4 separate regions of the Homo sapiens genome follow, and all the other regions are linked to region 3. Evidence: chromatin contacts called from ENCODE Hi-C or POLR2A ChIA-PET data. All regions are on one chromosome and are shown on one strand. The core of a region is the stretch at or near the end of the contact, and the rest is flanking DNA. Distances in the headings are between cores, read along the strand shown.

Region 1 (3,600 bases), core at 976-3,475, 710 kb before region 3:
TTAGCTGGGCATGGTGGCACGCCCCTGTAATCCCAGCTACTCAGGAGGCTGAGGCAGGAAAATAGCTTGAACCCTAGAGGCAGAGATTGCAGTGAGCCAAGATCACGCCACTGCACTCCAGCCTGCTTACAGAGCGAGACTCCATGTAAAAAAAAAAAAAAAAAAAAAAAAAGAATAGGAATACTGATCCTTAACTCTATATTGCTGGGCTGGCATACAATGAGACTAGTTTAAGGAGCTGGACAAAGAGGGGATTACAAATTCCTTTTGCTGGATAGATAATAGAGGCTGGGTAGGGTATGTGGGAGGAAGCAGAAGGATGAAGAGAAATAGGTTAAAGGGTACAAACATACAGTAAGATAGAAGAAATAAATTCAATGGTTTTTGTTGTTGTTTTAAGACAGTGTCTCACTCTGTCGCCCATGGAGTGCAGTGGATCAATCACGGCTCACTGCAACTTCGATTTCCGGGCTCAAGTAAGTGTTCCTCCCACCTCAGTCTCCTGAGTAGCTGGCATGCACCACCACACTCGCCAAATTTTTAAATTTTTTGTAGAGACAGGGTCTCCCTATGTTTCCCAGGCTGGTCTCCAACTCCTGGGCTCAAGTGATTGGCCCGCCTCGGCCTCCCAAATTTCTGGAGTTACAGGTGTAAGTCACCATGCCCAGCCCCAAATTCAATGTTTGATATTGACAGCATGGTAGAGTGAGAGTACACTATTTTTTTTTGGAAACACAGTCTCACTCTGTTGCCCAGGCTGGAGTGCAGTGGTGCAATCTCACTCTCGGCTCACTGCAACCTCAGCCTCCCGGGTTCAAGCGATTCTCGTGCCTCAGCCACCCTAGTAGCTGAGATTACAGGCACGTGCCACCAGGCCCAGCTAATTTTTGTATTTTTAGTGGAGACAGGGTTTCGCCATGTTGGCCAGGCTGGTCTCAAACTCCTGACCTCAAGTGATCCACCCGCCTCTGCCTCCCAAAGTGCTGGGATTACAGACGTGAGCCACCATACCAGGCCGAGAGTACACTTAACAAAAATGTATTGTGCTCAGATAATGGACACCTTAAATACCCTGACGTCATCACTACACATTATATACATGTAACAAAATTTCACATGTATCCCATAGATTTGTACAAATTTAAAAAATAATAAAAAATTAGCTGTGCATGATGGCACATGTCTGTAATCCCAGCTACTCAGGAGGCTGAGGCAGGAGAATCACTTGAACCTGGGAGGCGGAGGTTGCAGTGAGCCAGGATAGCCACTGCACTCCAGCCTGGATGACAGAGGGAGCCCTTGTCTCAAAAATAAAAAAATAAAAAATAAAATGACACTTTTTGGGGAAAAAAATACAAGCCAGACGCAGTGGCTCACACCTATAATCCTAGCACTTTGGGAGGCCGAGGCTGGCGGATCGCTTGAGCCCAGGAGTTCAAGACCACCTGGGCAACAAGGTGAAACCCTGTTTCCCCCGACCCCCCTCAAAAAAAAAACTACCCAGGCTTGGTGTCGCATGCGCCTGTAATCCCAGCTATTCAGGAGGCTGAGGTGGGAGGATAGCTTGAGCCCGGGGAGGCGGAGGTTTGCAGGGAGCTGAGATCTTGCCACTGTACTCCATCCTGGGCGACAGAGTGAGCAGAGTGAGTTCCAGTCTCAAAAAAAAAAAACCTCCTTTTGCTGGGGCATATTGGTGGAGACGGTGGCTAGGGGATAAGTATGCAGTTTTTCTCTAGGCGGGAAACTTAATTGAAGTTTATCAGGCGCGAGTCATTAACAAAATTTGCGCCCTCTAAGCTAACACGGCAATATGGGGCTTAGACACCATAGCTAATCCCCAGTCGCGAAAAACCCTCCCGATTTGCTTGGGATTGGAAAGAAAAAGAAAATACACATTCATACTTTCATACATGACATACACACACACACACACATTTATATATAAATACACACAGAAAGCACAGGAAACACAAGCAGAATTAACTGTCTTGTTCATACGGCCACTCAGTGAAATGTATACTGTATATTGTGTTTGAAATATATACTTCCCTTCAAGTGTTTCAAGTTCAAGGCTGAGAAAGAACTTGGTCTCTTGCTTAGACTTGAGGAGCCTCACTCGGAACTGGAAGGATGCACGCAATCTAGTTGCCCCACCGGCTTATTTATATTGATGCACACATCGCTTCCTGTCGGTGACGACCGCCTAGATCCGGGGAAGGGTTTTGCAGAAGTACCCAGAACTGTGTCCAAGGTTTCCTCAGATTTGGGCTGTTCCGCAGCGGCAGGTCCCGGGAACCAAGGCAACAGACATCTTCCTAGGCTCGCGAGAGCGCCCCCTTGTCCCACGGCTGCTGGGGCCCCCCAGTAGCCATGGCTCCGGTGTCCGGCTCACGCAGCCCGGATAGGGAGGCCTCGGGCTCGGGGGGAAGACGTCGCAGTTCGTCGAAGAGTCCGAAGCCCAGCAAATCTGCCCGCTCCCCGCGGGGCCGCCGCTCTCGCTCGCACTCTTGCTCTCGGTCCGGGGACCGGAATGGACTCACCCATCAGCTGGGTGGCCTCAGCCAAGGCTCCCGAAACCAGTCCTACCGCTCACGCTCGCGGTCGCGTTCTAGAGAGCGGCCCTCTGCGCCCCGGGGCATCCCCTTCGCTTCTGCCTCCTCGTCAGTCTATTACGGCAGCTACTCGCGCCCCTACGGGAGCGACAAGCCTTGGCCTAGCCTCCTCGACAAGGAGAGGGAGGAGAGCCTGCGGCAGAAGTGAGTGAGACGGCCGCACTTTCTCTTGTACGAGCCTACGTGCCTTTGGAGTCCGATCTATCATTCATTCCGCTTCTGACTATTCGCATTTCGCTCACTCTGCTTGCCTTGCGCCCATTTTCATCCCTTTCTTTAATCCACCCACGACAACCCTTTATTCGTCCTTTTCATTTTCCCTTACCCTCAGGCCCCTTCATATAGTGCCCTGGTCTCCCGCTACCCCCTTCCGCCTCCTGTCTTGTTAGCGAATATTGCCGAGAGTTCAGACCTACCAGAACTGTAGCATTTACCTGGTTGTGTCATTATCATTCGTGAATATATTTGTATTCCCCACTAGACTGAGCTCATGGAAAGGAGGAGCCAGTGAACGGAGGAGAATTCTGATCACAGAATTCTAAGTGCCTGGTACTTTATAGGCGCTCAACCATTGCTTGTTGAATGAAGGAACTTACAGGTCTGAGATAACAGGATATTTATGTAGAAACGTTTTGTGGGGAATTAGGAAGGAATGAAATCAAGGGTTTAAGTTGGAGAGGAAATAAACCTTCCCCTCAGACAAGACGATTAGATGCATGTAGGAAAAGTGATCTGATAAGCTATAGATGACCCCACTTTGAGGAAGGTCTTGTTAAGTGGTCTCAGTCTTGACCTCGAAAAATGACGCCAGGATGAGACTAGATCTCTAATCAAAGTGAGTATTGGAGTGGAAAAATGCATAGCTTGGGGATTGTTTTGTTTTGTTTTTGAGACAGGGTCTAGCTCTGTCGCCCAGGTTGGAGTGCAGTGGTGCAATCTTGGCTCACTGCAGCCTCCACCTTCTTGGGCTCAAGTGATCCTCCCACCT
Region 2 (3,610 bases), core at 1,036-3,535, 700 kb after region 3:
TTTTTGTCAGGGGTAGCTCAATTGCGGAAAAGTTAGGGTGGCTACTCTGGGTCCCACAAAGCTTCCCCTAATAGAAGATTTAGGCCTGTGAATCAGGATTCATCTCTCCAAGAAGAAAGATGAGAAGGGACTGAACCCTGCATTTCCCTTCTAGTAGGATTCAGTTATAACTCTGCAGGCATCAGAGACAAAGAAAACCTTTTGACCTATAGAATTATCATGATTTAATGGTGGTTCTGCCCTGCAGTCTCCATCATATCCCTTATCTAACTTTCTCATTCAGCTTTCTCATTCTATTATTAGACTTATACATAAAAGCTTCCAATACACTCAAAGAGGGTCTTTCTTTCAGCTTTGTAATTTATCCTTTCTGCCAGTGTGCACTGATTGGCCTGCAAAGGTGCTTTTTCATAACTCCAAAAACCCGTTACAATAAATGGTACCTTAAACATTCAAATAATAGCAACTTCCATACAGTTCCGGAGCAGTGCTAAGTAAAAGGCGAAGGCATTTATGCAATCTGGAGAGAAGTGAGCATATGTTTCAGTCTTCTTCCCGTAAGTAGTGACAGGAAAACCGTCAACCTAAATTTGGAACCAACTCAGTTTTCACCATGGGGAAAACAAAACAAAACAAAATGATTTGTTCTTAAAAGTTTTCATTCACTGACTCCTAAGTTTTCTTGAATAACTTGCTAATAATATTAGTATTTTTTGTTAATTCATTTCAAGGTCACTTTGCAGTCTTAAGAAAACACTTTCATATGCATTCTGTTTGTTACCAAACGCTTTGTCAAGTAGACAAGGAAAATACCATCATTTCAACTTTATCCATCAGGAAACTGGCTCAGAGGCCTAAGTTCATCTGTCTACATTAGGAGCTGAACCAGGATTCAAACCCAGGTCTCCCAACTCCTAATCCTTGTTTCTATTAGTTTCCCGAACTTATTCACATATAATCCTCATATTTGCCACACCATCTGTATTATCATTTACTTCATATTTTTCTTCAAATCAAATATCTTCTTCATTGAAAACATTTATTGAAAAAGAAAGCTTCATATCATCCCATAAAGGAGAATAAATTGCATTTTTCTATCTCTAGTAAAATAAAAATGCCAATTTTGGTACCATGGTGTGGGATGCAGTACACTTTTCCGTTGCTTACTCAGGCCACTAAGGACCAAATCTCAATGAGCTTTCTATGTGCAAACTCTACAAATGGGAAGAAATGCACAGCTCCATAAATTGAGATAATTTTATTTCTAATATAAGTGGAAAGGACAGATAGCAAAAAAGGAAACTCGTCAGAATAGATTCAGTTGCAGTCCACTTCTTGGTCCAAAGAGAGGAAACAATGGATCCTCACTGAGGGTCACTAATAGCATCACCACTTAGACTTTACAATTTTGTGGTGGTTCCTGTACATTCGCAGTACAGGATGACTGATCTTTTATCATCGTAACTGTATGTGTATAAATATAAAACCATGCTTGTAATACTAAAATACATAAAAATGTACATGAATGTATATATTCAACCATCCAACCACTCATGTATCCAAAAGCACATTTGACTAGCAGGCATATTTATGTTATCATTAGAAATGTGTAAGACACAAGAATAATCACATAATATTTATCTGTAAGCAATGCAAAATGAGCCTGGGTTACTTCTGCTTAAATACCATACCAAAGGTCATTAGTTTACCGGTAAATCTTTTACTTTAGAAACTAGTTCTCCTTAAGAATTCTAAGAATGTCTCTTCTGCAAGTCTGAAGTGAACACTGGCATCATAGAATCTCTCCTTTATCACACTGGGAGGGATACCAGAAAGCAGGCAGAAAGCTGAGCAGTAGGGCACAGAGCCAATTCAAAAACATCCCTGCACCACCACGCCACCACTACCACCACCCCATCCTCCAAACTGAGTTTCAGCACAAGGAGGAACATGGCAACTACTGGTTTCAGAAAGAGAATGATTAGCCCAAAAGTGCTTTTTTGCAGTATTGCAGTCAGACTACAGCCTCAATGACATCTGAGCATTTTCTTATGAAAAATAACAACAGTCTTGGGATAGAAGTAGCACACTCAAAAAGAGGTGAGTCTCTCCTTCCCATCATTTCTCCACGACCTTCACTTAGGAATTTCTCCAGATCCCCTAGTCATTCGGCTCTCCTTTCCTCTCAGACATTTGTAAGCAGAGCCTAGAGTGCTTTCTCTAGAGAGCATCTTAAAATAACACTTTGCACTCAAAATGGCCACTGGGGGCATGCAATTTCCGGCAGCACAGAAAACAAAGTGAGTTCAGCATAAAGATGCATTTATTGAGTTCCTACTGAGGTTCTGGCCCTGTGCTAGCCCCTGGTAATGCAGAGGTGAATAAAAAAACAGACCTTGCCCTTGAGAAGTTCACAGTCTCGTGGGGAAGGTAGATAAACCCAAGATGTGAGAGCTGATCACAGACTATTGTAATTTCTGTGCATCTATCATGCCCTTTGATAGCCATATCTTCTTCCAAAAAAGGAACTGTACAAGTGTGTTTGCACACTAAAATGTGTGAGTCCCTCTATTCCCCATTAGATCAATCAGAAGAATTTCATCATATCGATTTATGTGGTCTCAGATCATTTCATCTTGCCTTCTAGTTTTATTCATAAACCCTGTAAGATCAGAGACTAGGTAACTGTCAAGAGTGGTGTGTGAATATGAGGAGAAGCAAAAGTTGCATTATGATTCACAGAAGTGAGAGATGCCACCACTGTAGATTAGAGACTTCTAGAGAGGAACCCTATACAGCATGTCAATAATGGAACCATAACTGTAAGGATTTTTTTTTTTTTGAGACAAGGTCTTACTCTGTCGCCCAGGATGGAGTGTAGTAGTTTGATCACAGCTCACTGCAGCCTCAACCTCCCTGGGCTCAGGCAATCCTCCCACCTCAGCCTCCCAAGTAGCTGGGACTACACATGTGTGCCACCACATCAGGCTAATTTTTGTATTTTTTATAGAGACGGGGTTTTGCCGTGTTGCCCAGGCTGGTCTCAAACTCCTGAGGTCAAGTGATCCACCCATCAAGCCTCCCAAAGTGCTGGCATGAGCCACTGTGTCCAGCCTGTAAGAAATTTCTTCATAAGGTTCAAATAAAGAGTATTTGACTTTGTTATGACCATGGCCTGTTTGTTCCAAATGTGACCATCTTTCAGCAGCTCATCTCTTTGTCTCTTCCCCAATAGGAACTCCAATTACTGAAGGAGCTTTGCATAACTACAATCTAATGGTGATGTGGTGGGGCGGGAGGGGCATCTTTTTAACTAGCAGAACCCAACTTGCCAAAATAGACATGAACATCTTTTCATAAAGATTATTTTCTGGGGAAAATCTTGGCATAAGAATCTAAATACAAACTGCATTCAGGACACTGACCTTTCTTAAAGTAAACGGCTAAGGGAAAAGTCATACTTTCCATGAGACCAGTGGGTCATGTTTATTACCAACCCACACTTAGCTCACCTGATTCTTATGATAGCATAGCCCTCCTCGCTCCCCAACAGCCCTTATTGTCTTTCCCATCTATTGTGGCATTTACTCATATATAACATTCCCTGGAT
Region 3 (3,560 bases), core at 627-3,126:
CATCTGATTTTGATCAGTTGGACTGGGAGACTAAAATGAATGCCTGAGTTTGTGTACTGCCTTCTGTACTCTTCCCTCTCTCAGGCCAGTGTGGAATGAGCACCGTCCATGTGGACATCCTCTAAGCTCCCTGTGTTTAGAGGAGTCCATATTGGAGGAGCCAAAACCTCTTCTTCCTCATCTCCAAGTATTCTATAAAGCAGGACTTTGCAAGCCTGGCTGCTTTTCAAATTCGCCTGGGAAGCATATTAAAATACAGACTCCCGGACCACCCGAGACTCATTTGCAGCTCTGGCGGTTAGACTGGGAATCTGTATTTTTCCTCAGATGCATCAGGTGATTCTGATACGCAACCAGGTTTGCAAAAACCTCGCCTCTAAGGAACCCATCAGGCCTGCCTTCTCCAACAGCTCAGCAGTGCAGCAGTCATCCATTCTTCATTTCCCTCTGGTTGGCTTTTCCTGATATCCCCCCACCCAGCAGTCTTCTTAGCTCTACTCCTTTTGTTTCTTGGTATCCTCCCACTTCTCCCTCCCTCCATTTTAATTTTTCTTGGCTTCTAATCCTTTCTCTCCTGCTATAGACTAAATACCATATTACCTTAAAAGCTTGCCACGTTACCATTGTCCACCATATTCAGCCTTTATTCCTCCCTCAAACAGCCCCCTTCCTCCTTGTTCACCTTCCAGCCTTTCCCCATCTGCCACACACAGCACAAGCGCACACAGACCAAACACATGCCACACACATACCTGACGCATGACCCATTTCAAGCGCGCATGCACACACCACACACACACACCCCTGATAAATCACATACACTAAACACGCACACACCGCGCATGCACACACCACGAGTGCACACACACATCACTATCCACCGGGCACAAAGCTTTTACCTGCTGCTAATCCCGTCTCGGCGTTTTCTCCCACACCCTCATATTTCAAACCTACTCCCGGTGTCATTGGCCTTCCCGTCTTCTCTAGGTCTGGACCTTTTCTCACTCTCGCCCTCCCCCATGCCTCCCTCGGAACACCCTCATTTCCTTCCTAGAACCCGACACTACCCCCTCCTCCTTCCAGGAATCCCCAAGCCCAGGACCTTCGAAAACTACCCCAACAGCCTGGGCTTTGATGTGTCCCCCCTCAACGCCTTCGAGCTTCGTGGTCCCACCCACCCCCGGCTTAAGCGCCTCAGCCTTCTTTCTCTAACCCCCTCCCAGCGCTGTCAGCGCGGGCCGGGGATCCGCGTCCCTGACTGGCCCGCAGCCCCTCTAGAGCGCCTCTTGTTCCCTGCCCGCCCCGGGAGCCTCCCGGCTCTCCGCCTGCCCGCCTACCCGCCTACCCTAGCTCGCCGCCATTCCTCCCTCCACTCAGGGGCGCCCCGCTCCCGCCTCGCCTCTCTCCCGCCCAGCCCCGTGCCGGGGCCCCCTTCTTTTGTCTCCAAGCCCCCCTCGCCGGCCGCGTACCGGGCCCGTAGAATTTGCGGCCTTTGGTCACATCGAACACCTTGCCGTTGATGGCCATGAGTATGCGCGGGTCCTGGACGCCGTCGAAGCGCCGCAGCTCGGCGGGGGTGAAGTCGCGCCGCTTGAGGCGGGGCAGAGGGGGCGGCTCGTCGTCGTCGCTGTCGCCGCTGGCCGCCGGCTGGTCCCCGCGCACGATCTTGTAGAGCAGGAAGATGCAGAGGCCAAGCAGCAGCAGGTTGAGCGGCGACGTGAAAATCTCATGCAGCAGCCCGCCGCTCTCCAGATCGCTTGGGTCGGCGCCAGTCGCCACCACATCCTCGGCAGCCATGATCTCTGGAGTAAAGGTTGGGCCGCGCTAGGCAGGGATCCGGAACTCGCCACTTTCTCCTCCCTCTGAGCGAGCGAGTGGCGCGCGGGGTTCGGCGGCGGCCAAAGACTAGCCGGGGAGGAGGCGGGGCCTGAGGGGCGGAGCCTCCAAGCCCCGCCTCCCCCGAGGCCACCTAAGCGCCCCGCCCTGCTCGGTCCCGCCCCGCAGCCCTCAGGCCCCCTCCAAAGCCTCTAGAGTCCGGCGCCGCTCCCCCGCGGCCGCGCGGTGCCCCCCTCAGTTCTACCTGGGAGGCCCCAGCCCAGCCTCACGCCATCCTCGCGCCATCCTATAGCTGAGCGCGACGCACGCGCTGCCCTCCTCTGAACCCCTTTTTTGCTCCTCGCAGACCGACCCGTTGGGAGGGCCTCGGCATTGCCGGGCTCTGTGCGAGCGCCCCTCCGCCACCTGATGCGCGCCAGACACCGACTCCCTTTCTGTTGCTGCAGGCTTTTCCCTGCCTCCCATTCTGAAGCCCCTCATCTTCCCCCTGCCGTTCCCGGGCCCTCCAAGCTGTCTTAGGAGACAGGAAACTCATTCTTCGAACTCCATTTTCTATGTTAGAGCCCTACACGACTCATTTTCACCTTGGGAACCCCCATTCGCTCTCCTTGATGGCCCTTCCCCAATTCTCCCCCAGATGCTGTGGGACCGACACCCCCGGGATTGCTAAAGTCAGTGCACAACTCTCCCTATTATCTGGGGAAACGAATCTGATCGCCCAGTTAACTTTGGGTTTGTTCTCCGAAAAACCCTTTTGCAATTACTGATTTGCTCAGTCACCAGGCATTAACAAGCAACGTTCTCTTGTTGCTCTTTTTTCCCCCCTCAGAATAATGTGAAAGTTTCTTTGTTTGGCAGCGTTCTTCTATTTGGAGTCTGTCAGGCTACCCTTGGCAGTCACAATAACCCTGAGCTGGAGCCCAGACAAAGGCGGGAGTTTGGAAGGATCCTAGGCCTGGTCCCTTCCTTTCCTAGGTATTTCATCCGGCCTTTGATGTGCTAACAGGCTGCACAGAAGCAGACCTCCACGGAGGAAGGGGTTGCCTCGTCCTAATCTGGCCCTTTTTCTGGTGGCGGGGGGAGGGGAGGAGAAGAAAGGATAGAGAGGGAAACAAATAATTAAAACCAAGCCGTGCACACATCTGCAGCCCAGAGCAGTACTTTTCCACCAAGTGTTCTGTTGGCTTGCACATAACTTACTCCTCCTCCCAACACGCAAGAGACTTGAGTAAAGATTGGCTTCCTACCTCAGAATTCTAAAAATTTCTGGCAAAAACTGCTTCCATCCCTGCCCCCCACATCTTCTTAAATCATTATAAAGTGCAATGAGCCAAACAATCTTTGTATCGGGCCCAGGCATTTTTCTCAGAGCTAAATTTGGGATTAGCTGAAACAGCCCCTCCAAATCTTTTGTCAAAACTCTTCAATTTAATCATGGAGAAACAGGCTCAAACTGAGGGCACTTGTCTATAGTTAGAATCTATCTCTTTTAACATGTATGGCCAAGAAAATTTAGAAAGCTAATAAACTTATAAAATATTTTCATTTGCAACTAATATGACAAAGGGTTAATATTTATTTGAGAGATCATTTGGATTGATAAGAAAATGTATAAGATTCTAGTCAATAAATGGGAAAAAATAGGAACAGGTAGTTCACAAAAGAGAGCATGCCAGTGGTGAATAAGCATATGAAAAATGTTCAGTCTCATTAGTAACAAAAAG
Region 4 (3,714 bases), core at 493-2,992, 560 kb before region 3:
TAGCGCACTCCAGTAATCCCAGCACTTTGGGAGGCCGAGGCGGGCGGATTACTTGAGGTCAGGAGTTCGAGACCGGCTTAGCCAACATGGCGAAACTCCGTCTCTACTAAAAATACAAAAATTAGCTGGGTGTGGTAGTGCGTGCCTGTAGTCCCAGCTACTCGGGAGGCTGAGGCATGAGAATCACTTGAACCCGGGAGGCGGAGGTTGCAGTGAGCCAAGATTGTGCCATTGCACTCTAGCCTGGGCAATAAAGGGAGACTCAGTCTTGAAAAAAAAAAAAAGGAAATATGTGCTATAGTAATACATGGGCTTCTTAACATAGTTCTATTTGTGAACTTATAACTAATGTAATTTAAAGGGAGTGTGTAAATAATATATGGAGACATCTGCATCAACTGTAATGTAACATGAAGCCATCTATGGTTTCTATTAGTGACCAAGTCACGAGTACTGCTAATGCCACTGTGGTCTGTTGCCTACATTCCTAAATAAAGAAAGCATTACATTTCATTAAATTTGGTGAAAATAAAGTTGTATTTTCCCATTCAAGTTCATGGGATCCTCTGAATTCTATACATGGACTCTTGTGGACTCCAGGTTAAAAACCCTTGCTGTAATCCGTTGGTGTAAAAATGCTTGAGGTGACTGCAAATATACATGGAGGTTTTTGCGTTTATTTATTTACTTTTTCTTTTTTGAGATGGAGTTTTGCTCTTGTTGCCCAGGCTGGAGTGCAGTGGCGCAATCTCGGCTCGCTGCAACCTCCGCCTTCAGGGTTCAAGAGATTCTCTTGTCTCAGCCCCCGCAGTAGCTGAGATTACAGGCGCCCGCCACCACGCCTGGTTAGTTTTTTTGTATTTTTAGTAGGGACGGGGTTTCACCATGTTGGCCAGGCTGGTCTCGAACTCCTCGTTTCAAGTAATCCGCCCGCCTAGGCCTCCCAAAGTGCTGGGATTACAAGCGTGAGCCACCACGCCCAGCTTATTTTTATGTTTATTTTATTTACTCATCAAAAAGGAAAGGTTTTTGCTTTTAAATGGGGAAAAGGATGAAAATGGGGAACACTAGCATCCCAAACGCATGTTATTAATTATTGTACATCTTGCCAAAGGCGGGCTACAATGTCAGGCTGGACTTCTAGCAGCCAAGGAAGAGGTTCTGTCCCTAACTTTCTGAGTTGAAAACTTTGATTGGCAACCTTCCGCCTAGTCGAAAACCCCTAGGCTTACATAAGCGTCCACGTGGTCCAACCCCCTCCAACTTCTCCGGCTTCCTCCGACACGACTGTCCCTTCCCACACCTCCCAGCCAGGCCGAAATGACTCGTAACCCTCTGGGAAAATGGCACTTACTCTCCGCCTGCCGAGCTCCGACCCGGCGTTCCGAGTCCCCGGCGCCCGGAGGTGACGGTCGCTTCCCCTGCCCTCCCTTAGGGTTAGTCCCGCCCAATCGGCTCCTTAATTTTTCGGAGGGGCTTCTACTTTGGCATTTATCACGGGCTGTCTGCCTCACTTACGAAGCAGGGTGCCCCTAGCACACTGCCGGGCCCCTGGGGGAACGCACTTAGGGAAGCGAAGCAAAGCTAACTGCATTTGGCAGAAACCAGCGCGCTTTCCCACGGCGCCACGGGAGCGCACCGCTAGACAGAGAAGGCACTAGAAGAGGCGGTCGGTGCATAGCGTCACCTCCTAAACTCCGCCCATCGGAAGCGCCTTCTAAGCTCGTTCTTCCGCCAGCTTCCCTCCTCTTCCTTTCTCCGCCATCGTGGTGTGTTCTTGACTCCGCTGCTCGCCATGGTAAGTCCATCGGCCCCCATCGGCCCCGGGGTGGCTTCCCAAAACCCGAGGCCGCTGCCAGGAAATGCCTGGGCCGCGCGGAGCGTTGAGGGGCGGGAGCCTTTTAAAGGCTTTTTCAAGAAAATATCCAGTTCGGCCACTGTTGTCTTTCGTGGCCTGGAGGGAAGCTAGTGAGCCAGCGAGCAACCTGGAGAGGGACGGGCTGCGCTGCGGCCGCGGATTCAAGGGGGCTCTTTCTTTGCCCGGCCGCTGCCGAGTCGGGCAGGGATTCCGGTTTCCCTTCGCTTGTAGCGAACTCGTTCTGGAGGCGGGGGGTGGGAGGTGGCAGCCACCCCCGAAATCGTGGCCTGACTGTGGGCTGCCCGTGGCATGCGCAACGTGGAGGGTAATCAGGAGGGTATTGTGGGCTACTGGTTTTCGAAAAGGGTTTAGCTTGGCGTGGAGAAGCGAACCGCATTTTTAGATCCCAGGACTTTTGTTTAGAGGACGTTTATTCAGAGACTTGAGCGTCACCCCGTGGAAGCGCCTAGAACAAGGGGTGTTTTGCGAACCTGTGTGTCATTCTGGCCTTCTTAGTAAATGGCAGCAGCGAACCAGTCACTCTTTACTGGGAAATGTAAAATGTTGATTTCTAGATATGGAGGCGATAAGTACTGGTATTTTATTACTTGTCAAGTAATTTATTACTTGACAAAATTTACAACTGCTACTGTGGATGGGGGACGGGGTGTAATCTTTGCCTTCTTTGTATTGGCTCCCATTATTATGCAAGGGTATGTTCGTCCAGGTTGGCCAGGCATTAAACCTGCATCCGTGCCAATTTTGCAAGATTATTCTGTAGATTTGGGGGAGTATTGGGGTTGGCCTTAGATGAAAGCCAAAAGATGCAACTAGAAATTGAGACAGTCATCCTTGGAAAAGTGACATTTCATTTATTTTTAAATTTAAAAGTTTATTTTTTTAGCCAGTGAAATTTAGCAGTAGAGATAGAGTTAGGATTAATACCGAAATGGTGAGTAGGTTAGATCTTCTGAATGTCAGGGACTTTCCCTAAGTCTTAATTACCCTCCCAATAACACTTGAAAAGTACGTACCCCTGTTTTACAAAGTAGAGCACTGAGATTCGTTGACTTGCAAATGGTAGGTAGGTGGTTCTGTTTGACTCAAAGCTGTGTTCTTCCCAGGAAGCCAGATTCCCTAGCCATTCCCAGTGTGGTCGTCTGAGTCCTTGGGGGACCACAGGGTAAATTGAAAGGTAGCCTCTGGCTGTGGAGCAGAAAGGACCTGGGTTTGAATCCTGGTTCTGCACATTGATGCTCTGATTTTGTGCATGTTTCTTAACCGGATTCCACTTATTTTATCTGAACGATGGAAACTGTGGTATCTGCCCCCAGAGAAGTTGTGAGGGTCAGAGACTTGCTTGGCTTGATGGCTTAGCATTGAGAAGATTTTGGGGCTGGGGTATGTGTTAAGCACTCAAATGTTGGTTTGAAGGAGTTCTTGACTTTGAATCATTCGGGCAGGCTCTAATATTGTCTAAATTGATTGCATTTTCTTCCCAGTCTTCTCACAAGACTTTCAGGATTAAGCGATTCCTGGCCAAGAAACAAAAGCAAAATCGTCCCATTCCCCAGTGGATTCGGATGAAAACTGGAAATAAAATCAGGTAAGACCTCCATCATACTGCTTGTATTTTGCTAAATGTAAGAGCCACTGTGTCTGGCCAGGGTTACTTTTTGAGTATAAATACATGATTAAAATTGCATGCAATCCAATCCACCCTTTGACAGCATTCTCAAATTCGTTTTTAAAAACGTACTTCCTTTGTTTCTGCACTGCATCCAGCCCACATCTGGGCTTATGGGCAGATAATTCTCCAATACTTATTAATTTCCTGGTCATCTTCAGTCTGAGCT

Evidence for each region. A loop is a pair of places that touch in the nucleus more often than their neighbours do. ChIA-PET counts read pairs that join two places held with the same protein, here RNA polymerase II (POLR2A). Pooled maps may share reads with other maps.
Region 1: a map of naive thymus-derived CD4-positive, alpha-beta T cell shows a loop between it and region 3 (4-fold over the local background). The contact joins the promoter of NKAP here to the promoter of PGRMC1 in region 3. A Hi-C loop is called at or near these places in 1 of 168 maps with a recorded cell type or tissue (naive thymus-derived CD4-positive, alpha-beta T cell) and 14 of 50 pooled maps. POLR2A ChIA-PET finds 5 or more read pairs at or near these places in 2 of 52 experiments (GM12878 and T-cell).
Region 2: a pooled map shows a loop between it and region 3 (4-fold over the local background). The contact joins the enhancer-like site here to the promoter of PGRMC1 in region 3. A Hi-C loop is called at or near these places in 8 of 50 pooled maps. POLR2A ChIA-PET finds 5 or more read pairs at or near these places in 2 of 52 experiments (OCI-LY7 and PC-9).
Region 4: a loop to region 3 is called in a pooled map, with 6 times the contacts of the local background. The contact joins the promoter of RPL39 here to the promoter of PGRMC1 in region 3. A Hi-C loop is called at or near these places in 10 of 50 pooled maps. POLR2A ChIA-PET finds 5 or more read pairs at or near these places in 2 of 52 experiments (WTC11 and activated CD4-positive, alpha-beta T cell).

The regions. Positions count from the first base shown.
Region 1 is chrX:119,942,376-119,945,975 of GRCh38, reverse strand. NKAP (NFKB activating protein) reads left to right here and starts at 2,225. Exons shown (of 9, transcript NM_024528.4): 1 at 2,225-2,756. The coding sequence starts at 2,371. RefSeq lists an enhancer at 1,988-2,488.
Region 2 is chrX:118,535,531-118,539,140 of GRCh38, reverse strand. The region is part of intron 1 of DOCK11 (dedicator of cytokinesis 11); the gene reads right to left. Among named protein-coding and RNA genes, the nearest start is that of DOCK11, 42 kb to the right of the region's middle. RefSeq lists enhancers at 2,162-2,211, 2,612-2,691, 2,922-2,971. Within about 2 kb of position 2,285, at least 8 of the 41 ENCODE cell types and tissues checked have a DNase peak (open chromatin) inside an H3K27ac peak, as active enhancers do; they include OCI-LY7, where a contact is called at or near this core.
Region 3 is chrX:119,234,601-119,238,160 of GRCh38, reverse strand. It overlaps PGRMC1 (progesterone receptor membrane component 1), which reads right to left and starts at 1,876. Exons shown (of 3, transcript NM_006667.5): 1 at 1,470-1,876. The coding sequence starts at 1,797. It also overlaps the pseudogene NUDT19P6. RefSeq lists silencers at 1,264-1,413, 1,814-2,073, 2,104-2,153.
Region 4 is chrX:119,789,658-119,793,371 of GRCh38, reverse strand. It overlaps RPL39 (ribosomal protein L39), which reads left to right and starts at 1,742. Exons shown (of 3, transcript NM_001000.4): 1 at 1,742-1,798; 2 at 3,361-3,464. The coding sequence starts at 1,796. LOC107985694 (a long non-coding RNA gene) reads right to left here and starts at 1,656. Exons shown (of 3, transcript XR_001755949.2): 1 at 1,355-1,656. RefSeq lists an enhancer at 1,748-2,007.